Regions from separate parts of the Mus musculus genome. Here all the other regions are linked to region 4. A link is a loop called in an ENCODE intact Hi-C map of the cell type or tissue named here. Cell type or tissue: left cerebral cortex. All regions are shown on one strand. Links, peaks and the distances in the headings refer to the core of each region. The heading gives the core; the rest is flanking DNA.

What was found. Peaks named below come from ENCODE experiments on the same cell type or tissue, not always from the same donor. Only the 100,000 strongest peaks of a DNase experiment are listed, where the experiment ranks them.
Region 1: a loop joins it to region 4, with 2.1 times the contacts of the local background. A loop is called at or near these places in 2 of 42 quality-filtered maps.
Region 2: a loop joins it to region 4, with 4 times the contacts of the local background. A loop is called at or near these places in 2 of 42 quality-filtered maps.
Region 3: it touches region 4 in a loop (3-fold over the local background); 2 of 42 quality-filtered maps call a loop at or near these places.

Annotation. Positions count from the first base shown.
Region 1 is chr3:53,306,123-53,314,273 of GRCm38, reverse strand. No RefSeq gene overlaps it. Among named protein-coding and RNA genes, the nearest start is that of Gm40048, 86 kb to the left of the region's middle. In left cerebral cortex, for the core only: no CTCF peak of the experiment used is centred there; DNase peaks (open chromatin) are centred at 3,031, 3,445 and 4,022; H3K27ac peaks cover 316 bases.
Region 2 is chr3:53,035,553-53,043,377 of GRCm38, reverse strand. It overlaps Lhfp (lipoma HMGIC fusion partner), which reads right to left and starts at 1,831. Exons shown (of 4, transcript NM_175386.3): 1 at 1,604-1,831; 2 at 1-259. The coding sequence starts at 71. In left cerebral cortex, for the core only: a CTCF peak has its summit at 1,208; DNase peaks (open chromatin) are centred at 1,214, 1,487 and 1,815; H3K4me3 peaks cover 2,409 bases; H3K27ac peaks cover 1,159 bases.
Region 3 is chr3:53,161,112-53,163,611 of GRCm38, reverse strand. The region is part of intron 2 of Lhfp (lipoma HMGIC fusion partner); the gene reads right to left. Among named protein-coding and RNA genes, the nearest start is that of C130075A20Rik, 70 kb to the right of the region's middle. In left cerebral cortex, for the core only: no CTCF peak of the experiment used is centred there; a DNase peak (open chromatin) is centred at 1,429; H3K27ac peaks cover 801 bases.
Region 4 is chr3:53,373,606-53,381,756 of GRCm38, reverse strand. No RefSeq gene overlaps it. Among named protein-coding and RNA genes, the nearest start is that of Gm40048, 18 kb to the left of the region's middle. In left cerebral cortex, for the core only: no CTCF peak of the experiment used is centred there; a DNase peak (open chromatin) is centred at 4,475.

The DNA.
Region 1 (8,151 bases), core at 2,657-5,156, 67 kb after region 4:
GGCAGGCAAGATCCTGTCTTACGGTTTCCAGGAGCAAAGGCGGAGTTAGAAAAAGTTGGTTTGGGGGCTGGTGAGATGACTCAGTGGGTAAGAGCACTGACTGCTCTTCCGAAGGTCCCGAGTTCAAATCCCAGCAACCACATGGTGGCTCACAATCACCTGTAATGAGATCTGACGCTCTCTTCTGGTGTGTCTGAAGACAGCTACAGTGTACTTATGTATAATAATAAATAAATCTTTTAAAAAAGAGAAAAAGTTGGTTTGAATAACTTCAGAAAAGCTCAGTAATCAATAACTGAATTTGGGTGAAGGAGCAAGGACAATATTGACCTCAAATAGGAGAGTCCATGGAGGGGGCCAGCATTATGGGAAAGCTCACCCTCAGGACCGTTATTAAGTGTCATCAGGAATTGGATAAACCTAGGGGATACTGTCCCTCCAGGCTCAGCCAGAGCCCAGAAGTCGAAGCATGAGAATATAGAAAATGAAAGGTTACTGTAAGTGGCAGAGATATTTTCTTTAGCTGATCTTCACCTCTGTCCCTTTCTCCTGAATTTACAGTTATTACACTTCAACAAAGTCACCTGACACTCTCAGTAGTGTCCCCTGAAAGAATATGACAATATTGAAACTTGTACAGTTTTATTGAGGTCACAGCTATATCTCCAGAAGAAGAGGAGAGTGTAGATGCTCCTCAATGCTCCTGCCAGTAGATGATTGCATGTGTGTGCATAAATAGCTTGGTATGTGATTTTCAGTGACAACACTAGATGTGCATGGCTTATCAGCCCCAGACTATATTATGTAAGGTGATACATTCTCCAAGAAGGTGCTGATAATTAAAAGTACCTCTGCTGATAACAGAGATTGATTTTAAAATATGTGGCAATAATTTTAAATATTTTTCAGGAGATGTAAGAATGTAAAACTAGCATTTCTAGATTAAACAACACTGTGATGCAAATTATGTAAGTCTGCATTAGAAGTTATCTTACTGTTACTTCAGTTATGATTTTGAGGTGTGTAACTAAACAGCCCATCAAATACTTATATCTCTGAAAAGGTATGTGCTGCCTCACCTTATGCCACTTTTACACAGGATGGAATCATCCGAGCAGAGGGAACTCCAATTGAGAAAATGCCTCTGTAAGATATGGCCATAGGCAAGCCTGTAGAGTATTTGCTTAATCAATGATTGATAGGGGAGGGCCCAGCCCATTTTGGGTGGGGCCATCCTTGAGCTGGTGGTTCAGGCTGTGCAAACCAAAATGAAAAACCAGTCAGTAAGCAGCATCCCTCCATGGCCTCTACATCAGCTCCTGCCTCCAGGTTCTCACCCTGTGTGAGTTCCTGTCCTGACTTCCTTCGGTGATGGACTATGGATGTGGAAGTGTAAGCCAAACAAATCCTTTCCTATCCAAGTTGCTTTTAGCCATGGTTTTTCATCATAACAACAGTAACCCTGACTAAGATAATGTGTATAGTCAAGTTGGACAAGAATAATTTTGGGAACATTTCATAAAGATTGCTTCACATTCAAGTCCACAAAACACTTTTGCCTCCTTATGTCAGGGTATGCTAATGTCCTACAAGAGAAGTTTTGCTAAAAAAAATACTCTTTGCTAAATAGCACATTTTCAGACTGAAGTGATGTCAGCCATGAGAATATTAGTTTCATAGCCAATGCCCTATTTCTTTTTCCTCATCTTGGAAGAGAAAGAGATCTTAAGTCCTTCATACAAGAATAGATTGAAAGGCCGAACACACAGAGGTCACCCAAGAGAGAGGTAGCTTCCCTGTGGCAACAACTACTCAAGAACAGTGTTTGGGTTGCTGTCTATCTGACAACTGGATGATATATTTTCAGTAGGATGAGTTACCCAACATCCAAATGGTCCTGAAGAAAGAATGTGCTGAGCCAAATGGAACTCAGTGCATCACCACCATCCTTAGAACATCCATAGGAGGGTTCTGTGTGTCAGCCCCAGAAGAGGGATTCCGCTGGTCTGAGGTAAGGCCATGGAATCTTTAAACAAAGTGTCATGGTCAACATCTGCGGGCCTCGGGAAGAAGTAGATGCCAGATTTGGTCGATTTGGGAGGAGTTTTGGTACTCCATGCTGGGGCAGCTGAAAGGAAAAATGAGGTATTGGTACCTTTAACAAGTCAATTAACCCTGTTCCCCACACCCATTTCCCACTGATTTATCTTTTCAAATATATACATGACATTTCTTTATAAGACGGATGTGGGCAGATAGAAGCTGACGGCCTACAGAATACTCAGAGCTGTCTGTAGTCTTCCTTCTTTTCTAGATTGGATTCTTGAAAACTGCTTGCTTCTAATCCACTTGGGCAGTGACTCATTTATAATAGACACTTTCCTCTTTTCTGGAAAATAGGAAAAAATGTGATGATTGGGCCAGAGAGATGGCTGGGTTGTTGAGTGCTCACTTCCTTTGCAAGAGCAAAGACCAGGTCTTGAGTCCCCAGAATCCATGTACAACATGTGGGTATACCTGGTCAGAGTACAGAGAGTAAGGGTCTGTGGAATGCTAAGCCACAAATGGGACATGTGTATTGTATCATTAACTTGCAGTAGTGCAGTGGTTCTCATCCCTGTGGGTCATCACCCCTTTGAGGGGTCATATCAGCTATTTACATCATGATTCATAACAGTAGCAAAACTACAGTTATGAAGTAGCAACAAAAATAGCTTTACGGTTAGGGGTCACCACAACAGGAGGTGTTAAAGGGTTTACAGTATTTAGGAAGGCTGAGAACACCATAGTAGAGGGATGTAGAAAGATCATGAGTTAAAGGTGATGGGGGGTGAGGGGGATACTATGCTCATAGTCTCATGAACTCACAGCGGCTGTGGTTTTCTCAGCAAGGCTTGCACTAGATCAGTAGCCCCATCAGTAGCTGAGGCAGTCAATGCCAGGTGGATAATCCCACACACCTGTGCATATACAAAGCACAATTAGAGTCAGTGGATTTTTTTTTAACTGTAATGAGAATATGAAGTAGGAAAGAGAGTGTGGGTGTTTGGAAGCAGTTGTAGGGGAGGAGAATGGATATAATAATACAATGCATATATGTATAAAGTGCTCAAATAACTAAAGTATGTATTTTTAAAACCTAGCCATGGTGACATCACTATAGTCCCAATTCTGGAAATATGGAAGTCAAGTGAATTCTTGGAGCTTGCTGGCCTGTCAGCATAGCCTTCTTGGTGAGCTTCAGGCCATAGAGAGACCTTGTCTCAAAAATAGATGGTTCCTGAAGAATAACACCCAGGATTGACCCATGGCCCCCATATCAGATATATTCTCATGCATGCACACTTGCGCATATATGTACAAGCACACACATGAAAACAAGAGTAATTATCGAGAGTGGTCTTCTTGCTGGCCATGCTGTTTTCTGGGTGCTCAGAGAGCAGTATCAGTCATCATGCCTTGACATGGTCTGTGGCAGATGGTACCCATTTAAGCTTCCAAGCCAGACAGTAATTGCTCCTGACTCCAGATGGGACATGGAACTTATTTCTAAATGCATACATATCTCTGTGGCCTGCATATGTATGAGACTCCTGTGATTTAACTTGCTTTATACATTATAGAACACAAAATGCTCCATTTTCATGTTATACAGGTGATTCTGATAAGAAAGTAATAATATTTCAAACAAGAAATTGAGTCTGTGTGTTTTAGCGATAAAGAAAGAAAGGGAGAGTAAAAGGAAGAGGGACAGAAGGGAGGAAGGGTGAGGGGAGGGGGTGGGGGAAGAGGAGGAGGAGGAGGAGGAGGAGGAGGAGGAGAAGGAGGAGGGAGAAGAATGACCACTGAATTAGAGTAGAAAGAAAATCCTGAAGCGGTCTTTGGGTAATGTGTGCTAATACTGCAGTCTGAAAACTCAGTTGAATTAAACACCTAATCTGCATATTTGCATTTGGAAATGTTTCTATTGGCATTCATGTCTTGGCAAGCGCTAATCTTCTCTCAGTAGCAAGATTTTATCATCTGCAGCTCCAAGAAAAAAGAGCCAAACACACGTGACTGGAAATCCCTTCTTAGAGGCACCCAACTGTAACCATCCACAAAATTGTGTAAGATTACCCAGAAATAATCATTATTGCCGTTTCAGATTTGACCTCTTAGCTTTTCATTTATTTCTATTTTCAGTGTGTTGAATTCAAGAAAAAGGGATCTGGAGACAAAGACTATATTAACTTTTACTGAAGGAATGTTTATTAGAAGACGCTTCATCCCAGGCCTCTGGATTTCTGTGTATTTCATGAGCAGCAGTACTGGCTTCTTTTATTCTGAATTATATTTTCAAGTTATTGATAGAGCAGCACCGTGGAAGCTAGAGATGCTATCTCTACCCATGGCAAAAGGTAGATTTATTGTCTGATATAATAGAATAACATGTTATGATTTTGTCCTTGTAATATCTTCTCATAGCCTATATCCTGAAGGCTTGGCCACTCATCTGTGGCACTCTGGGAGATGGTAACGTCCTTAAGAGGTAGGAACTAGTGGAGAAAACTTTGGTCCATATCCTTGTGGAAGGGAGATTAGATCACCTGGGGCATGACCCTTTCAGGGATCCTGGGAAGCCCGCTGTATCCTTTCTCTTTCCTGCTTCCTGGATGACATCAGTTCGTGAGCAGCTTTGTCCCACGCTGTCCTTACACGGTGTGATTCTGCCTCACCACAAGCTTAGGGACCACGGGACCTGGTAATCAAAAGACAAAATAGTAGAGCACACAACACAAAAGAAGCTTTCTTCTTTTAGGGCGATTTATGTCCAACATTATTTTACCGCACCCACAGAAAGCTGACTATCAGGAAACATTACCTTCCAGGACAATGGTCCATTACCTAGGTCGAGGGCCCCTCACCTCAACATATCTCTCTTGTATAATGCGACTCATGCATCTAAGTGCCACTGGCTCTGTGCATCACCTTGTGATGAATGGAACTCAATCGATGCAAACCCGATAGTATTTTGCCACGCGATGTACAATCAATCGCTCTTTACCTTTGACGCAGGGCTCTCCTCCTTTTTCCAGTATTCATAAAGCTAAGGTGGATTAGATTAGTTTGCCAGCTGGCATATAGAAGAGAATCTTAGAACCTCTGTAGTACCGGGCATCATAGCAGTGGAGATGGAATGCCATAGACATGATTTCTGGAAGGAGTGATGGAGATTTACTGGGCCAGTCCAAAGGATTGCGGGAATCTATAGAGAATATTTTGACTAGTGCAGTCAAAAGATAGACGGGTGCTTCTCAATCTTATCATTTGTTAATGAGGTCACCCTCAATAATAATTAAAAATTAATTAAAAATCGGCATGGTGGTAAAATGAGGAACAATTTGTATTTGAAAGCTTGGTACTCTGTAGGTGGCGCTGTTGGTGGTGCTGTAGGTGGCGCTGTTTGGGGAGGTACAAACAACTTAGGATGTGAGGCCTTTCAGGAGGGGGGGGGGTGTCAGTGGGGGTAGGTCTTTAGGATTTACCTCACTACTAGTTCAGTCTCTGCTTCCTGTGAGTGTGGCATAGATATGATCTCTCAGCTTTCTTCTGCCACAATGCCTTCCTTGCCATTATGAACATCTAGTTCTCTGAAACCATCAACCCCCGAAGCACTTTCTTCTGTAAGTTGATTTTGGCCATGGTGTTTTATAACAGCCACAGAAAAGTAAGTCATACCGCTAACGGGGACAGTTAAGCATTGTTGTTTATTATTCTGTTCAAGTTTTAGCATCAAAATTTTACTGACTTCATAAAACAACCTGGGATGTATTCCATTCCTTTCTTCCCTCTGGAAAACTTTGTATAAATTTCAAATATTTAAAAGATTTATGAAGCTGCATATATCTAGAATTTTCATTGAGGGAAATTCTAAATTTGTAGATTCACATTTCTTAGCAGGTATAGACTTACACCAGTTTTACATTAATAATTTTGTTCATTTCTATGATCTATGTTTGGTAATTCTAAATATTTGGGATATATATATATTTCACCTGGAGTCCATCAATCACACTCATTATTTTTGTCAAATGAGAAACATTATTGTTCTTCATGTTACATTTCTTCTATCCTTGCCTAAGGCTTCTTTTAGCTTTAACTGTTATTCACTTTAAATATTCTTTTGAGATTTTTATTTTATGCATATGAATGTTGACCTGGATGTCTGTACTATACCATTTGTGCCAAGGACCAGCCTCAGCTTGAAAAGGGGTTCTGAGAGAAGAGGTGTCTGGGAGTGGCAAAAAGAATAATTTGAAGTCAAATTGTGGATCCGAGCTGATGACCTGTGTTCTGCTTGAGACAGTTTTTCCAGTCTGCTTCTCTCTATGTTCTGCTTTCTCTTTGGAGAATTTTAGAGAATTTATATTTATATATATATATGTATATCCATATATATTCTATAATTTTGGAGAATCTATATTCTGCTTGCCTGCTATTCTAAGAGATCTCTCTGTCCATGCTCTGCTCGTTCGGGGTGTGTGTGTGTGTGTGTGTGTGTGTGTGTGTGTGTGTGTTCTCCAAGCAGTTCTCATTTTATCCTAAAAAAGTTCTCTGGATAGCTCATTTCCTGCAGAACACATGTCCAGTCTTTTATTTTACATATCAATCCAGTCATTTACTTCAGGTTTTCCTTTTGATAATCTGTGTTCCAGGACCTCACCCCTTAGATTCTTAGGAGACTATAAGCTTACATTTTTTTTCTTCTTATCATTGCAAAAGGATCCAGAGATCTGCCTGCCTTTCTTAAGCATAACTGAAAAGCTAACTGGGTGGGACCCTACCCTGAAATTACCATTTTTACCAAGCCTGAGCCTAACCTTAATCTGTCCCTAGGCTGATCCTGAGCTCAGGAATCTATCTGCTTTGTAAACATAAACAACAACACTCAGCTAGGTGGAATCTCCTGCAGCCACCACTCCCTAAATCTCTCCCTTAGCATCTTTCTGACAAGCTGGCTCACGGCGCACTGCTTTTGTTCCTTTAGATTCATGAAGCTCCTCATATCATTCATATTGCATCCTTATTTTTTTTTTGCATAGTTGATAAATCATATATTTCTGAACTCATGTATTTAGAGGTCTTTCCCATAGCCTGTCCTGAAGGCCCCAGTGTTTACCACTTTCCCTAGACATAACCACACCCTCAACTCCTGGACTTGTGCCGTCTCTAATTATGGAGCCATTAACATAACCGGAAGAACGTTCCTCAGAAGGAAAGAGTCGTCCACGGCTAGTGGGCTCAGAAAATATGTACACTAACAAGCCCCGTGACCAGAGCAGCCATCGACAGACACTTGGTATACTGGGGCCCTGTCCCAGGGACAGGAACCATGTCACTATGTCCCCACCAGCTTGGCACTGGTGAAAGAAACAACTTGAGGTCAATTGTGGATACAAACTGACAGCTCTGTTACCTGCTTGAGCTAGCTCTCCAGATGGCTCTCTGTATGATAAGCTCTCTTGCTAGAAAAAAATTCTAAAAGCTCATCTCTTGCACCAAAGCCCAGTCTTTTATTCACATACCTGTTGATTGTCCACCCCAGGTTTTCTTTTGATTATCGTATGCATCAGCATCTTGTGACTTTAGCCCCTTAATTCTTAGAAAAAGACACCAAGGACATTTTTTAACATAGCAAATGAATTCAGAGATCTGCCTGCCTTTGTAAACACAGACAATAAGCTAGCTGTATGGGATCTGGCTCTGGGATCACCATTCTTACCACTCCTGGGCCTAAACTACCTCTCCCAGGCTGACTTTGAACTCAGGAATTTGCCTGCCTTTGTAAGCACAAATAAATTTAGCTGGGTGAGATTTCACCCTGTGGTTACCACTCCCTAAATTTCTTTATTTCCCTCCTTAATATCTTTCTGACTAGCTGGACTCTTAGTGCAGCTGCCTCTGTTCTTTTTTAGGTCCGTTAAGCCCCTCATACAATTCATATTGCATTCTTATATTCTGCATAGTTGAGAAATTTTATATTCTTGCACTCATGCTTTCAGAATTCTTTCCCACAGCCTTTAAGGGCTGTCCTGAAGGTCACAGCATTTACCATTTTGTTAAGGAACACCAGAAACAATCTTGCCTCCTGGGCTCTTGCTGTTTCTA
Region 2 (7,825 bases), core at 1-2,500, 340 kb after region 4:
CAGGAGGTGGCAGCGGAAAGGAAGGAAAGCAAAGCCCAGATCACCCCAGTACAAGTCAGGCTGGACGCCATCTTCCAACAGGCAGTGCAATGAGGGTCCGCTGTGATTGCACTAAAGGTGTGAAGGAAGGCGTGTAGTCACAAGAAACTCCCAGGTAGTCCACCGCTCTTCAAGGCGTATGTAGCTACTTGCCGTAACAGAGTTTCAGTATTACCGCGATCAGCTTCTCATACTTTGGAGTGAAGATGGCTGGTGGCCCCTGGTAAAATGGAATAGGAAACAAGGAAAGCTAAGTATGTCTAGCATATTTACACGTCTCAAGAAGCTCCACGGTTTTCATTTAGGAAACTTCAAACTTCCTTCAACGCTTCAAAAGTGGGAAGAACTAATTCTCTCCATACGCATCTCTATACAAGTTTTGCCAAACTAGCTCAAAGCTTTTCCACGTCTTTATCTCCTGTAAAAATGCTCCCAAATTAACTCTGACAGCTATTTACTTAAAGAAACGAATGGCTTCTATTTGCCAAGCCAGTGAATTCATTTCACATACTCACATTAAAAGCAATGTAGCATTTTTTACTAGCAGGAGACATAATTCCGGATATTAAAATAAAATGGACCATACAGTAGTTTGTTTATTTGGCTTGCAAGTTCACACTTAGTTTCTAGCCACTCCTCGGCATCACTTGATGAGTGTGCCAACCAAGCAACATGATAGTGGGAACTTCATACAATTACAGAAGTACTGTAAATTTAACTAACAGTATTCACCACTCAGGTGTATACATTGGATATATAGTTACACACCCCCAGTTACTGTAAATTTAACTAACAGTATTCACCACTCGGGTGTATATATCGGGTGATATATAGTTACACACCCCCAGTACTCGATAACACTAAAAACGCCTTCTGTCTTAATTTTCCGGGGCAAATGTGTTCACGCCTCCTATTTTGACTCCTTGGCTTCAGTGCTTTCACCTGCTGGCCATTTCAGACCAAGCACTCACTCTTTTCCAATACCTAATGTCAAGTCAGCTATTCAAAAGGGTTCGATGAGGTGGGCTGGCTTGCACACCTGGCTACACTCTCCACAAAGAACACAGAAGAACACCCCCACCCCGTCGGGTTCCATCTGCAAACTGCTTCCAAACTCCAGTCTCCTACACTTTGCTCGCCCTCTGTTCTGGATTCTACCCAAAGGGGAGCTCCCTCTGGCTACGGTTTTTAAAATCGTGTCAGCTGTGAGCAGAGGCTGAAGTTGAGTTGGTCTGGGGGTTACCATTAAAGGTGGGGAGTGGGAAGAAAGGGACCTCTTTCTCAGCTGGAGTGAGTTACCCTAGTCCAGATGAACTTAAACCCACCATCCTCCCCCAAAACTGCTAGACGCACGCACCGCACCCTGGAGCACACAGGAACACACACAATGATCTCTGGATGCAAAGCGGCACGGGGAAGTTCTTGCAGCCGGCTCTGAGAAAGGGACGGATAAGGATGGAAAGGAAGGCAGCACCCCCCGGAGGCCGACAGGACCTCAGCTGAACTATGCCACTCGGAAAGACAGGAGGGACCCGGGCACGGGGCCCCGGGGCGCGCTACTTACCCGGTCGGGCGGCGGCCGCGGTCCCTCGCGAGTCCCGGGCGCAGCACAACTTGCTGTCTTTCCCTGGCGGGGACAGCGCGGCACCAAAGAAGACTGTCTTTCTTGCCTTTGCCACTATCCCGACGGAGATCGAGGCGAGTCTGGAGAGCTGGGGTGGAGGGTCAGGGGGACCCACCCGGAGAGCCCGCCGGCTGCGGCCGTGCGGCCCGGGAACACGGTGGATGCCGGCTCCAGCTTTGGCAGGCGAGGCACGCGCCGCCTCTTCCCCGCCCTCCCTTTGCCGCTGTCCCCTCCCCTCGGCCCCGCCGCGCAGTCCTGGACGCGCGAGAGTGGGGGCGGCAGACAGACTGAGAATCCAGGGAGAAAGTTGCTCGCCTTCCCCGCAGCTCCCCGGGGGCGCCGAGGCCACACCCGACCCCTGTTTGCTTTTCTGGGTCAAACCCTGGGGTCTGGGGCTGCAGTGTTCGCGCGGCCTTTATGAGGACCAGGATGGGAAGTAGCCTCAGAGATGGGGAGAGCGATGTCTATGAGCTTTAAGGGGCTCTTGAGAAGTGGTCACTTTGGAGGGCAGAGAGCATGACGGGTGTGGACATAGGAAAGAGAAGGCTGGGCACGCCATGCGAGGCTGCTGGATTCCGTGGGGGCAAAGCCAGAAAGAAAGAAGGCAGGCTACTCCCCTGCCAGCCTCTCCCAACAGCTGCAAACCTTTGGGAACTTCTTTCAAGACATTTCTCTTCCTCTTTTTCCTCTTCCTCTTTCCTGGGTTTCCCCCCACTCCCTTACCTCCCCTCTCACCCTCTCTCCTCTTTCTGCTACCCTCCTTTCTCCTCCCGTCCCCTTCCCTGCCTCTTACCCACTCCACTCCCCAACCCATGATCAGCTTTAACATCTATCTACACAACCTTTGAATTTCCTTTCTGAAATCTGCTCCTTTTGATTTCTTCTCAGGCCCTGCCCAGTTCTGACTTGCCATCAGCCTTTTTAACCCTTCGGAAGCCAGAGCCGTATTCTGTGGGTGACTGACTGACCTCTGGAGTCTCCACAGAGGACAGTTATTTTAGGAAGCTGCCATCTGGGACCAGCAACTTTTGAAGTACATACTTGCCTAGATGCAGTTTTTGTGATGTGCCTTTTTCAAAGCAGCTGGAAGTAATAACTGGGTAGGAATATATTTCATAATAAAATTTCGAGTGCACCATTGAATTGGGCGGCATCAGCTGGAGACAGGTTGTTTCAGGATTGTTTGAAAGGTTTTAAGTGATTGATTCCAAGCCTTTCCTTTGTAGGAATAGGATACAGGTAATGAGCCTCCCAGGAAAGCGATGTAATACACATTAAGTTTATCACAATAGTCTTGAGAAGAGGAAAGAATAGTTCCTGGGAGACATTTGGCAGAGTCTGGAGATATTTGGGGTAAGCATGACCCATAGACTGGGAAGGCCCTACTGGCAGCCAGTCCATAAAGCCAGGAGTCTGCTCTGTAACTACACAGGGCACACCCAGAATCATCTAGCTTGAAGTGTGAGTAGGGCCAAGGCTGGGAAGTCATGTTTCAAAATGTCACATGGTTTTTAGCTCACCCATGAACCTCAGGTTTAGAGATCTGGATTTGAAGTTTTCCTTTGTTAACGTACGTTTTTTAACTCTGCTTGTGCAAATCACCAGTTATTGAGCATGGTGGCCATATAATAACAGGTCTGACTTGTAGCTAAATACCACCGCCTGGCTATCACATATCTCATATCTATGTAATGTGGAGGTAGCAGATACCAGCCTAGACAAAATTATACAGTGGCAGCCAGACTCACCCACACACAAACACTCACTCACACACTACCCACCGGGTATCCAGTCTAGGACACTTTCTCAAGCTTAGAGGAGCTTGAGAAAGTGACATGGATTGCCAAGGAGGCGTCCGTTGCAAATTCTTTCATTACTGCGTGTCAGTACACTGGGTGTATGAATAGATGACTTCATCTAATTCTCAAAAAAAGGGAGAGAAAAGCCACGAAGGCAGTTATCATTTCACAGAGAAACAGCTGATTAACCTGTAAGCATATGATTAAAACACAGACTTCTAAAAAAAAGAAATCTCATTATTTGCATTCTATTAAGTAATGTAAACATTACCGGAGAGGTTTGGCTAATATGAAAAAGGAAGAAATGAAGAAGTCAAAAGCTTAGAATCCTATCAGAATGAAATATTCATCATGTGTGGAGTCCTTGTGGGCTGCACTTCCTGGGACTCGACATTCCAACTCAGACGAGTCTGTCCCCTCATTTGTAAAACAGAGCTTGAAACCAATTCCATTTAATGTTTCTGAACTGTCAGTGTGATGGCAATATGGGCACTCCTACCTCGGAGAAGGGAGGTAGGGGTCATCTAATCTGTGCAAGTGGGTGACTGCACAGATGAGGTGACAGGTCTGGATCCTTCCAGTGTCTCACTCAAGGCAGCTATAGAATCACAACTCATTTCTTTTTCATCCCACCATATAATTATCTTCTCAAGCTATAAAATCTTCTGAATTACCCTCCAGATTCTGGCATGTATACTTTACCAGCACATGCATTATGCTATCTTTGAAAACCTTTGCATTCGATTTACATCTTCAAAGGATCCCTAAGTTTCTTCACAGCCGGAAGTTCCCACACAGCAGATGCTGATGTACCTCCTGCTCCAGGCTCGGGAGCAGAATGTTTGCCTTAAGCAGGGCTATTGAGTAGTCAGATGGTATCATGGAGGTATGGGAGACTGTGGGCATTCATGACAACACTTTCAGTTGCTTATCCAATGTTACTTCCAATCCCGCCCCCTTTGTTCAACAGATGCTCCTCTGACTTCCCTTAAACTCCGTGGTGGTTACTCAATGTCCCTGTAGCCAATGAATCTACTAAGGAGAACTTGGGGGAAAATACTCCGTGCTCAAGCAGGGAAGCCTGAGAGATTGTTTCCCCCATCTTCCTGGCTGTCTTTGCTCCTGTTCTTAAAGCATTAAATGTTTGGCATTACAACAACCATCTTGTATTTATGAGAATAGGAAGGCTATAGGGACATGACCCAACATTCTCACAATGTCAGCTCCTTATTTCCTTTTGAATTTTCTTTCTGATGGAATGATGGGCATGTGCCACCATGCCTAGACCCTTGTGAATAGTCCTGAGTAAACAATAAAGTGTTCATATGGTTTAAATCACCGTAAGTTGCGTGTTTCTTCTAATAACTGTATCTCTCATTAAGCACTATGGATACTGCATATGCTCAATGACAGTAATATACACAAGTCAACTTGGTACTATGGTGCTTGGCAAGGTGGGTACAGCAGAGCCTCACTAACTGAAAGTGGACAGAAGAATTAATGAACAGATTAACATCATGTGATTGCTATACTTGCTGTGGTGCAAGTGGAATTTCCTTTAAACAAATAAGGTATGCTACATAAGTCACTGATGTAGTGGTGAAACACGGGGAACAGAACCAAGCACTTCTGACCCCCGGGGAGAGGAACAAGAGATTTCTTTAGTTCCTATCTGCTGGAATCACCGTTGTCTAGCTGGTCCACCTTCACATCCTGTTCTCTCTTCCCCATCTTTTTCTCTTAAGAAAGCAGCAAAAGCTAAAAATCTTCTTTTCTAGCCTACACATAGGGTCAAGTGGAGATGTCACAGTTCTGAGAAATGATGATGGGGCCTTTGCATGCAGTCTCTTCTGGGCCAGAATCAGATATGATGGCCATCTAACCACAAAGTGCCCATGTTCCAGTTGTGGGATGATAGGTATGATGATAAAATTCAACACTGCAGGAATGATGATACCAGATATAGAAAGAATCAGGATTCTTTTTTTCTTTTTAGGTTTATTTATTTATTATATCTAAGTACAGTGTAGCTGTCTTCAGACATACCAGAAGAGGCTGTCAGATTTCATTACGGATGGTTGTGAGCCACCATGTGGTTGCTGGGATTTGAACTCAGGACCTTTGAAAGAGCAGTCAGTGCTCTTAACTGCTGAGCCATCTCTCCAGCCCCAAGAATCAGGATTCTTGATGCCTTCAGTTGATTACTGGATTACATCTGGGGCATGGGGGATAGTCATTGTATTTGAAACACAAGCTTTTCTCAAAGCACAGCAATAGAAACAGGAATAGTCTTAAACACAGTTTATAGAAGTCAGACCTACGAATAATGCAGAGAGGGAAGTTCTTATTGTTGTAAGTTTATCTGATATAAAGGTTTCCCTTGAAGCGCAGGCAGGAAGGCTGTAGGTACCTAAGAAAACTGTAGACAGGACAGGTGCTGATGGGACCAGGGAGGAGAAGTTTACCTGGCTACTCATTCCTGGAATGCCCGTCAGCTCTTCACCAATGAGAAAACATTCCTGAAGGGCACTGCTCCACCCGCACAACTGCAGTTAGTACAGAAGCAGTGAACTGCTCTCTTTCCCTCCTTGTGAACCAACCCCTCTGCTTCCTACATCCCATCTTGAGACTGATTTGAAAGGCTACTGTGAAAGTATCTTACTCCATTTTGTCAACCTTAGCCACAGGGAACAAGGTTCCTGGCCCCTATTTGAAGTCGTGTGACCAATGCTAACATGCCATTCGTACTCTTAGCACAGCTATACCAAATGGGGTTGGCCCATCCCACTTCCTGTGAATGTCCTTTAGTGCTTTTGTAGACTTGCGTCACCTTACCCGGCAGTCTACTTATGTACAATTTCTAAGCATAGCAAGCTGTATGACTATTCCCCAGAACACGCGTGGAAATAATGTGTATACTGCCTCTGATCCACTCCCAGCGGTGCTGTCTGCAAATTACCTTGAAAATGTAAAATGTCATGTAATTTCTATATATTATCCCCTTACACATTAAAGTAGCAGACAAATCTTAAATCAATAATTTATTCATAAGTTGGAAAATGTGAGGTATTAAATCACATTTAATATACTAAGGGTTTCACACTGAGCTGTCAAAATGGGAAATGACCACAATACATATTTTAGCTAGATGGCCAGTATGCATTGTGCATAGTTAGGTTTCTAATGAATCATGGTTTCTGTGCTACTATAAAATTATTATTCTTTTCTTTCACCATCATCTCAGGAGTGGTCTGTGGTTTCTATTTTTCTTTTCACAGTATGTAAAGAGATGTATTTTATGAGGACAGTTGACAGTAGATAAGAATTGTTGTCATATTTTGTAGGGTTTTAAGGCAGTGTATTGTTAGACATCCTAGACAGGGCTTTCAACTCACAGCAATTCTCCTGCCTCAGCCTACCAGGTGCTGCGGTGTCAGGCATATGCCATCATTCCCTGAAAGAGTTAATTTGTATGCACAATAATAGAGACTAGCAGTCGGTTGTAACCTCTGAGAATTTTGAAATCTTAATTCTCCCCATCACACAGTAAAGGATATTTGTGGACCGATATGTTAATAGACTGAACTAACAAAAGAAAGTTACAGTTGAAACTTGATATCATAATTCCCCAGAGGAAGTGGTTTCCTATTTTAGCTGTAGTGAAATGGAAGACTTCTCCCCAGCTCTCTGGTTTCCTACAAACCCTGGCCTCTGCACGCATGCCTGCCAACTAGACAAACTGAAGGGTCAGGAGAAGCCGGGTACCTAGTGACTCTCCCACACCAGCAGGAGACTCTGAACCCAGGAATCCTGCTCTGATCACACTGCAGAGACGGAGAAGAATGGCCATGCGTGCAGTGCCCAGGGTTCAGGGCAAAGACGTGTTTGCCCCTCACCAGGTGACAGGCTTCAATTAGCCACCAGCAGTGAAATGGACAGCACTCTGGGCTCTACCTGTCACTTTGTCCCCTTCAATTTGTTCGGATTTCAGATGAAGAAAATTATTATTATTTGCTGCCCTCCTTCAGAGACCAAGTGGGATTGATCATGTTCATTTAGCCTTTATTTGTTTGTTTGTTTATTTATTTATTTATTTTGCTGAGAGTTTGCTGGGAGCTCCAGAGTGGGGCCCGTAAGACACAGAGAAAACAAGGAAACTAATGTTCCAAGTTGGCATTGAGCTGAACTGCCAAAGATTGTCTCCTAAATGCTCTACTCAGTTGACTTGCCAACTAGAGTGAACGGGTGAATGAGATGGAATGGCGGTTGGCTAGTTATATCTCCAAAGATCAATATCTCTGCATGGTGAAAGCTAGAGAGTGCAGGCAACGTGACAAGTGCAGAAGATAAGGGATAAAAACAG
Region 3 (2,500 bases), core at 1-2,500, 220 kb after region 4:
ACCACATGGCAAAAATGTAGATTAAAATAAATGGGTTGTCTTGAGTTATGATCTAGTCAGAAGAGAGCCTAGCTCTATGGCCAAGGTATTTGTAAATATATTTTGAGTCTGAGTCTTATTTCTGGGAGCATGAAACCGGGAGGCAGAACCAGGACTAACTTCTACAAGGTAGAGACATACAGACAGAAAGACAGACTGAAAGACAGAGAGGATGTGAGAGAGCCATGATGTCAGGAGAGACCTTTTAAAGAGTGTGAGTGTTACAGCTCCTAGGGACTGTGGAAATGTGCTGCACCTGGCAGTGCCAGGTGATGATGTGTCCGGTCCCTGAAGGGCACACTGGTGGAGTGCCTGATTTCTAAGAAGAAGAATGGGGCTGTCTCCTGAGTGTTTTTATGTTGGAGGTGTGGTGCCAATGAATTATACTAAGAGATGTTTTGAGTTCTTTGTTTTGGTTTTTCAAGACAGAGTTTCTCTGCATAGCTCTGATTGTCCTGGAACTCACTCCACAGACCAGGCTGACCTCAAACTCAGAGATCCTCCTGCTTCTGCTTCCGGTGTGCTGGGATTGAAGGTGTGTCCCACCACCCCCCAGCAAGATGATCATCTTTTTAAAGGAGTGTGCCTTAAAACATGCAAATTGGGTTACTGGAAATATTGCTCTGAGGAGGATTACCAGTGAGAGAAGGCTGACAAAAAAACCCTGCTGCTCTCCACCCTCCAGGCTTCTTCAGGTATGGCTTAGGGTTTTACTGCTGTGAACAGACACCATGACCAAGGCAACTCTTATAAGGACAACATCTAATTGGGGTTGGCTTACAGGTTCAGATGTTCAGTCCATTATCATCAAGGCAGAACATGGCAGCATCCAGGCAGGTATTGTGCAGCAGCTGGGAGTTCTACATCTTCATCTAAAGGCTGCTAGCAGAATACTGGCTTCCAGGCAGCTAGGATGAGGGTCTTACGGCCCATACCCACAGTGATACACCTACTCCAACATGGCCACACTTTCTAATAGTGCCACTCCCTGGGCCAAGTTTGTACAAAGCATCACAAGGTGCTTCCTCCTCTCTTGTGATACCATTCGCCACCAGACCTTCCCCTGAGGTCAGATGAATAATGGCATAAATCTTGGACTTCCAATCTCTGAAACTGAGCTAAATGAGTCTCCCTCAGGCACTGTGTTCCAGCAACCAGGGGAAAACCAAACCAAACCAAGGCCCAACAGCTTGAGAAGCCAAAATAAAATCTACTTAGAAACCTGCTGCTGGAGCATTTCCCCTTTGCAAAGTCTCAGCCCTACATCCAATGGTACACAATCTTTCCTAAGCTTACTACAAGCACTTGCCAGGAGTTCCTTACTGCCTTTTAGAGTTAGACACCACACAGCAGACAGCTTTGCAATGGGAAACGAAGCCACATGATTATTCCCTAGGTGACTAAGTCAGCAGCACCCATCTCAGCGCACAGCTTGACAGAGGTGGCTCTGTCTGTGAGTCTCCTGCCTCAGTCAAATGTACCGTGGGAGGAGTGTGTTATTCAGTTCTCTGTGTCTTAGAGCAGAACCTCAGCAGCTTATCCCTTCTCCCTTTTTATCTTTCTCTTCAGAAAGACTGGGGGTTGGGGAAGGCAGTATCTTAACACCATCTTTGCAAGGAGAAGAGGTGGTCCAACCTTTAGATACATGTCCCCAAAGGCTTATTTATCTACACTAACTGTTAAGCTAGGCCCTGAGCCTCCAAAGCACCATTCCCTTAGCAGGGCTGCTTTTAGACTCTGCTACAATCCCTATGCTTTGGTGACTGGCTGTTGTTTGATGTGCATGCTCCTCCATGTTCCGTATCGTGTCTCTGGGAATGTTTAGCAAATCCCAAATGTTTGGCTTTTGCTCTCAGCCACGTAGTTGTCAAATGTTTTAATGTCACAACCCTCTCTGTAAATTAACATTCCTGAATTCTACCATCCTAAGACTTCTAGGGAAAGCGAACAAGCCTTTATTAGGCAACAAATAAATGTGACACACTGTGCTATGGACTTTCTGTTTATGGCCTCTATGAAATGGAGAGTAGATATTGCTGTCAATGGTTTATATATAAAGAGACAAGTTCAGATGAGCCACAGGGTAGCTCTATAGATGCAGTCTTTCTCCACATCACCCACAAGAAAAAAAAAAAAAAACAAAACAAACCCCAACAGATTCCATCATTATTATCAGCTCACAGCAATAGAATATCAAGAGTGATGGGCTGTAATGATTCTGGTTATAGCAACAGCACACAGTCCGTCAGCACATGCTCACTGCAGTTCACCCACTGATGAATCTGACCAAGAAATTAGAACCTCGCATGACCCCAGTCTTCTCTAGCATCATGCCTATAACCATCTCCCAACTATAAAATCCCACCTTTCACTGTGAATTTACATACTTTCACAACTGGGTTGGAAACAGGCACAGCTGAGCTAAGGGATAAAATTCCATAGAAAGTGCTCAGTGGCGAGC
Region 4 (8,151 bases), core at 2,972-5,471:
CTCACATCAACCACAAGAAGTAAATACAATTTAAATCCCTGTTTTTTTATTGGTAAATATGTAAGAAAGAGTATTATTGTTTCTACTTATTAGATGAGGTCACAGTGAGCCAGGATAAGAATGGGGACACAGTCCCATAGCCAATGAATGAATACCTGTGACCCACACACCTCTCTCATCTTGTTGCAGACTCCCTTGCCTGGCCTAGAATCCTGATGCTTGTGAAAGCTGCATTAGGCGTACATCCAAACTTCCAGGTTGGTAGGGGACCACAATGGCCATCCTTCTCTTCCTTTTAACCTCCCCCAAGTTACAGATTTCAGCAAATGCTTAAACCTGGGCCAGGTTAAATGGTTAGCTGCGTTGAAACCTGGATCCTTGACTTCTTCTCCTAAATCACCTATATTATTTCTTTGACCGTTAGCAATAGAACCAAAATTAATGATTTTAAAGTCAAGGTGTAAATTATAAAAACAAGAGGTTCCAGGCACTGTAGACCTGGAGGAGGCTGGTCTACCTTGTCAGCAAAGGTGTGTTTTTTTCTTTCTTTTTCTTTTCTCTCCTTTCTTCTTATTTTGATCAACCACCCTACCCAGGGCTTCATATCTGCTAGGCAAATGCTGTGCATCACTGAGTTGTATCCCAAGACTTCTTTTTATTTTGAGATGGGATCTCAAAACAGTGTTCTGCAGGCTGGCCTTGACTGTATACCCGGTGGCCCAGGCAGGTCTTAAATTTTCAGTCCCCCTTAACACCGGTGCTGGGAACTGAGATTGGATCCTCACAGAGAGCTGTCCATGTTCTTAACCATTCAGTTATCTCTCCCACAGAGGGGCTAAGCCACCCTCTCTTCATCTAGTTGAAATGGAATACCTGTTTCCATATGAAAATGGCTCCCATCCGGGGTTCTAAGGACACATGGAAAGCAGTTCACTTTCAGTGTCAGCAGGTCTGCGCCCACCGACCAGCATCTGCTCCTGTATGGCTCTGTCTTTGCATGGCTGCTACAGTCAGTGACATGCCCAGACACTAGAAGACTGAAAGCAAAGCAAAACAAAACAAAACAAAACCAAAACCCCAGAAGGGCAGAGGGTGTCCCTTCTTGTTAAGTACCTAATCTGGAATGACAGATGACATCTCAGGACTGAACAGAATCTCATTTGTCTTTCACTACAGGGGAGCCTGCAAATGGAAGCCTCTAGCTCAGGGCTCCTCATCCTGTATTTTGTAACCCTTTTGGCAAACTTCTATCTCCAAAAATATTTACAGTACCACTCATAACAGTAGCAAAATTACCATTATGAAATAGCAAGGAAACTAATTTTATGGTTGGGCTCACCACAACATGAGAAACTATGTTAAAGTCTCACAGCATTAGGAAGGCTGAGAACTACTGCATTGCCTGGCCAATCACATAGCAACATGTTCCTTATTATACTGTAGTACCTGTTAAAACTATTTCTAAAGAAAACATTGTGTCAAGGGCAAATTGGGTTGTAGCATTTTTACTCCACCTTTTGAGGATTTAGACCTTTTTCTTTTCAGCTTCTTCTGTTTCTACCTGGCCTGGGCAATAGGGTGTTCCCAGTTGTGAATCTTTGACAAGATAGATGTCATGTGCATTTTTTTCTACAAGCTATTTTATGCACATGTGAGCCTTGCCTTTATGTATGTTTGTGCCCCATGGGCGAGCCTGGTGCTCATAAAGAACAGAATAGCACATTTGGATACCCTGGGGCTGAAGCCAAAGACAGCTGTGAGCCACCATGTGGGTGGTAGGGATTGAACCCAGTTTCTCTGGAAGAGCAGCTAGTGCTTTTAACTGCTGAGCAACCTCTCCAGCCTGCTGTCATCTGTCTTAAAGTTAAATGGCACCACTAAAAGTTCTGCTGTCTGCTTGGCCTTATGGTCAATGTTTAATCCCAATAGTTTGGTAGATTTTGGGGTGTTTAGCTGTTAAGTGCAGCTACTGACAAAGTGGCAAATCAGGCCAAATGCTGCATGAATCATTCAACGCACACAGGCACCAGCGTGCCAAATTGTGGTTTATGGGTTATATTTTGGGAGAACTTAATCTCTTACTCACAAATCCAGCATTTACATTAAATCACACTTAGGCTTTCTGTGATTTCTATCGTCCTAGAGAAGGATTTAACTGGCCTGTGTTGGATGCTGTCAGCTTCCTCTCCTAACCAGCATCATAGCTCACCTGAATTTAAGCTGAAACTGGAAATGTAGGGGGACAAGAAGAGCTAGGGTGGCTGACCTCATTTGCTGACCTTGTTTTCCAAGGAAACTTTCCAAGGTCAGCATGGTCATTGGATATAGAACATGGTTCCAGCTTCAGTCTGTAGACTCTTACATTACCAGTCAAACCCACTAATTATACAGGTACTAATGACACCTTTCAATGGGCAGGATCATTTATGGTATTTTAAGAATACCCTATCTTTTGCTGATTAGCTCTAGAGAGCTAGAGATAGCAACTCTCTCTGACATAAGACACCTGTGTGTCAAGAGAGGAGAGAAGGGATATGGAAAAATTCCAGGCTTTCCCACACAAGCTAGGTTTCTAGGGATCTATAGACATGTCAACAGTCTCCCTTCTGTTTTGGTTTGAATCTTACACATGTCCCATCCCCCCCCCCCCCATGCATACGTCTTGAAAGTCTGGTCCCCAACCTGTGGCTGTTTTTGGAAGTTCTAGAAATGTTGAGAGGTAAAGGCCTAGTTAAAGGGTCACTGAGGGAGTTCCTGGAGATTTGCTATACCTGGATCCCCCCTCTCTGCTCATTTATCCTTTGTGATATGAACATGAGCTGAATCCACAATGCCCCCTCCACAGCATCAAGCACTAAAACTACGAGACAGTATAAATCTAACTTCTTTAAATGGATTCTGAAGACTTCAGGTCTTAATGAAGTAAAAGTAAAGAATACATCTCACCCATGAAAATTCCGTTATATCCTACTTCCAAGAATATCAGATTCCTATCCCTAGAGCCTGTAAATGTTGTATACAGACTCAAGTTCTTGGAGATGTGATCAGCTACAGATCTTTAGATGAGATCGTTATCCTGAGTCCCTAGATAGGCTACATCCTCCCACACATGTTATAGGAGAAAGGCAAAGAGAGATTTAATCAACATACACAAACAATATACAATATAGGTGCAGAGGCAGAGACTGAAGTAGCGTAGCCACAGGCTGAGGAGTGCCTATATCGAGAAGAAGCAACGTTCTTCCCTAGCTTCCCTAGAGCTTTGGCTCTCCACCTTCCTAATGCTGCAAACCCTTAATCCAGGTCTCATGTGGTGACCTGACCCATGAAATTACCCCGTTGCTTCTTTATAACTCTAATTTTACTACTGTTATGAACCATACTGTAATACCTGGAATACATAAAGGAATCCTAAAGTAGTCACTACCCATAGGTTGAGAACCAATGCCCTAGAGACTATGGACCTGGTGACATGTGATGTTTTGACCCGCTTCACTGTGACAGCGGGCATTCCCAACATGCTAAGACATCAAATCTATAGCAATTTGTTTCCACAGCCACAGGGAACAAGTATAGATCTCCCTCCTTCGTAAGAGAAAATCCCTGGTACCAGCATCTTATCTACCCCAGTTCCTTGCAGGTAGGTATGGTCCTTTGCACCGTAGGGCTGAGCCAAGGGTTCAGATATAAGACTCTCAAGCTATAGAAACTGCTCTGTTCTTCGATGTGTTTGACAGACAGGTGAATTTCTCGTGTGTCTGAGGAAGGCCAGCACTGGGGAGGAAATTCCGGGATGCACATCACGTATCTTAGCTCTGCTGTCTGTTCTCCCAGCTATTCTGCAAGTGACTGAGGTCTTTTTAGCGGACTGACTTTCTGTGCACAGGACTGAGTTGCTTTTACAGTGTAGCGAAAACCCTGGCTGATCCACAGCCCCCTCGTTTAAGCGGACAGTTCATTAGATCGGGAGCAGAGGCGATGATCTCATCTTTGAAAAGGAGATGAGAAAACATACTCGATACACTGTGCCTTCCGCTTTGCCTTTGCTTCTGAGACGTCATGGCTGGGCGCCACCTTTGTGCCTGCCGTGTCATCTGTTTTAATATGTATGGCAAGTGCCTGTTCAATACATAGTTGATTTTATTAAGTAGCATTTTTCAATAGTAAAATTGACTAGCTCCAGTTTTGCTGACAGTCACTTTGCGTCATGAACTAAAGTGATTCAACTTACCTCAAAACTGCCTCAGTTTGCTGTGTATTTGTTGTACCCGTTAAATTGATCATAAAAGACTTTCCACAAAAAGGCCTTTCATTCCATCCATACTCTACTCTAGATGCCTGTTTTTATAAGGTCAAAATGGAAATAAAACTGTGCTGGAGTGCTTTAAAAATACCATTTCATGAGTAATATGTGTGAGACAGAATTTCTGAGTCTGTTTGCCAAGCTGCCATCAATCTGTCACCTCAAAATATTTTCCCCAGCCTTCCCCACATTTGGCAGCCTCACTGCCACTGACTGAATGTGGGTGAGGTTGTGATGACAGGGCTTTTGAGAAGCCTGAAGATGCACAGGGAGACAGAAACCCTGGAAGCGTAATTGTGAGGAAGATGGATCCCTTCAGGTGTTCAAACCGATGGCTATTGAGACTGCACTGTGGTCAGGGATGCAGTCAGCAAGGGAACTTGCAAGGGTGGGGGTTAGGGAAGACACTGAGCAGTTCTGGAAGGGAGGGAGGGAGCAGAGGAGGGAGAGAGAAGAGGGCAGAGGGAAAGGAGGAGGGAGGGAAGAAGGGAGAAAAGGAGGGAGTAAAGGAAGAAAGGAGGGAGGGAGAAAAGGAGGGAGGGAAGGACCTTATATGCTGTCCCACTTCATGTGCTGTTCGGAACCACCTCAGATGCTGTCCCATCTCAGATGCTGTCCTCCTCATATATTGTCCTCCTCCTCAGATGCTGTCCCACCTCAGATGCTGTCCCCTTCTCATATGCTGTCCTCACCTCAGATGCTGCCCCACCTCAGATGCTGTCCCACCTCAGATGCTGTCCTCCTCATATATTGTCCTCCTCCTCAGATGCTGTCCCCTTCTCATATGCTGTCCCCACCTCAGATACTGTCCCACCTCAGATGCTGTCCCACCTCAGATGCTGTCTCCACCTCAGATGCTGTCCCCACCTCAGATCTGTCCCACCTCAGATGCTGTCCCACCTCAGATGCTGTCCCCACCTCAGATCTGTCCCACCTCAGATGCTGTCCACCTCAGATTCTGTCTCTACCTCATATGTGGTCCTCACCTCATACACAGCCCACCATGCCTTCTCACCAGGAGCTAAATAAGTCCACCCCTCTTTAAGCTGTTCTGCCAGGTGTTTAGTCACAGAAACGAGGGAAATGACTATGTAGAGGATATACGGTTGCACAGCCTTCTCAAAGCACACTCATGAGAGGGTTGCTGTCTTATGGAGCTTGTGCTACCAATATTCTTGGCCTTGAAAAAACAGTTCAGCAACCGGGGGGATACCACAGAGATATTTCTCTCGTATTGTCTTCTTCAGCTGTCCCTCCAGGAGAGATTTCCTCCTAGATTTTGTCCCTTGGCAAGTTCAGGGGTTGCCATAATATAACTTGGTAGAATATACTGTAATTTTTCTCTGAGTTGCATATAGTTTAACTATTTCTATTTGGGAAAAGTAAACTCTATGTCTGTCCTTTGCTCCTCCCCCAGATTTCATCCTCCAGTGAGCATGCTCTCTGTCTGCAAAAGGATGAATTGAGGACACTTAAGCCGTCCCTTCCTATTTAGGATCCTTGGGTCATCTGCTGTCCCTTCTGTGATGTCTTCTGAGTCCAATAATCTATAAACTCAAAGCCATTTGCTTTCTCCCCCATCATAAGTAGGCAAACAACATGTTATATCAAAGCAAAGAAAGCTAGCCATAGACTCCAGTTGGGGAATGATAAATTCCCGGAAGCAGGGACTACAGGGACTTGTTTCCTTGCCTATGTAAATTCCATGAAATTTCCCTCTTACCTTAGAAGCTTGCATGTTCCCTGGCTTTGCTATTTGACTTTTCTCCTTGGCATCATTCTCCAGTCTACATCTGAAATGGGTAGTTAAAGAGCGTGCCCGCCTCCATGATTGCTGGTCCAGTCAAGGATTATACAAGCCTACCTTATAATCACTGTCTGCTGCCTCTCAGAATAGGCTCCTGCCCTGGTTTCTTCCAGTTGGCTTCCTGTACTTGCCTTTTCTCTGTGTTTCCTTTCACCTCTCATCTCCTTCCATCTTGGCTCGTAACCTGAACAACTCTTTGCAGAGTTCGTATCTGTACCTGCTGAACGTAGTCAGTAACCAGGAGATACACTCATATTTGCTAGGCCTTTACCCAACCACATGTACCTAGAGGGCACATGAGCTGCTTCTCATCACGTGGCAGGTTATAGTTTTGCCAGATATGGTGTTTACCACACCATAGGATCATGACATTTTCATGAAAACCTCATATTGTCTCCAATTTTCAACTGACTACCTACCAAGACACTGATCGACATGTAAGGTAAATATTCCAAACCATGGTTTCAGGTATTTGCTCCATGTCACAATAATCAAGAAAACAGAGATTTAAAAAAAAAACTAGGTGCAATTTCTTATTAGGAGAAATTTAAATCTTCGGGAAATTTTTTTGTAAGAAAATAGTGTGTGGTGTTGGTTAGTGAAGCTTTTAAAAGTTCTAAACAAAGGAATTCTTGACTACAAGGTAAGACCTAGTAAGTGTATAATAATACTGCTTGTGATGACAAACCAGAAATACCCAACTATTCACCCTAATAAAGACAATCACATTTCCTTGTATTTATTTCACAGAATACTGTTCACCAGTGGGATACAGTGTGCGACAGCAGCTATTACTGTCTATTGCTTTTAAAAATGCAATATTAAATAAAAGTAATTCCAGAAGAAACCTACAGGGCACCTGTGTATAAAACATTGGAAAACGGAAAAGTGTGTTTGAAGGATGACCATGGTGATGTAATTGCAAAGAGGAATAACACAACCATCAAAACGCAGAATAATGAATGAGCAGAGAGGGAAATCCGCTAAGGGAAGACACAAACTCGTCTCTGATCTTCGAAGGTGGTCAGAGATTGTGGATTGTTTGCTTCAGTTATTTCTAAATTCCCACATGAGTTAACTCACTCTTTGAATAGAAGTTTCAGCATTAGGTTTGTAACTTCTAGTTCCTTTCGTGTGTGTGTGTGTGTGTGTGTGTGTGTGTGTGTGTGTGTGCCGAGGTTGAACCTCGGACTTAAGCATACAAAAAAACCCTGCAGTACTAGTGAGATTCATCTCAGGCAGCAATTCTAGGTTTTAAAAGAATGTCAACTACACAACAGAAAGTTGGTGTTGTGGAGGACAAGTGACTGTGGCCATGTGGAACACTCTGTATTTTAGGATATTATCAGCTGTCCTGTTTGGCATCAGCTTCTTAGATGCCTTCCTACCACGATGAGCCTTCACAAAAGGGGTTGGAAAAAGGCAGGTGACTGTATGCATTAGAGAGGAGGCTGTGGGTATTTTTGTGGGCACTGATCTAATAGTTATAAGATATTCTGTTATTGTGGTTTGTGTGTGTGTGTCAGTGCCTGCCTGCCTGTTCATGAGTGTTTATTTGTATATGTAGGCTCACACATGTGTGTGCATGCGTGTATGTGCATGTGTACACATGTGAGTGTCTGCCTATGTGGGCACTGTGAACAAGCACATGTGCGCGCGTATGTGTGTGTGCATGTGTGTATGTGTTGTATATATGTACATGGATGTATTTGTGTATGTGTGTGTATGCACATGACATGTACATGTGTGCATGTGTACATCCACGTATGTACACACTATGTATCATTTTTAAAGTACAATTGAACTATTCCTTGTCTAGACTTTTCCCAGTGTCTCCTGCAGGTGAAATCTTCCAGGCACCCTCCCCACCCTCTTGTTCTTTCCTAAGCATTCTTCCTCTAACTAACCTCTCCTTTCTCCTGGGTCTCTGATTTTCTGAGCTCTAAATTGTCTCTACTTTAGCCAGTGCGTCCACGGGATGCAAAGGGCTTCCTTGTATTTCTTAATGTTTAGTTAAATTTTGCCATCTACCATGTGCGGT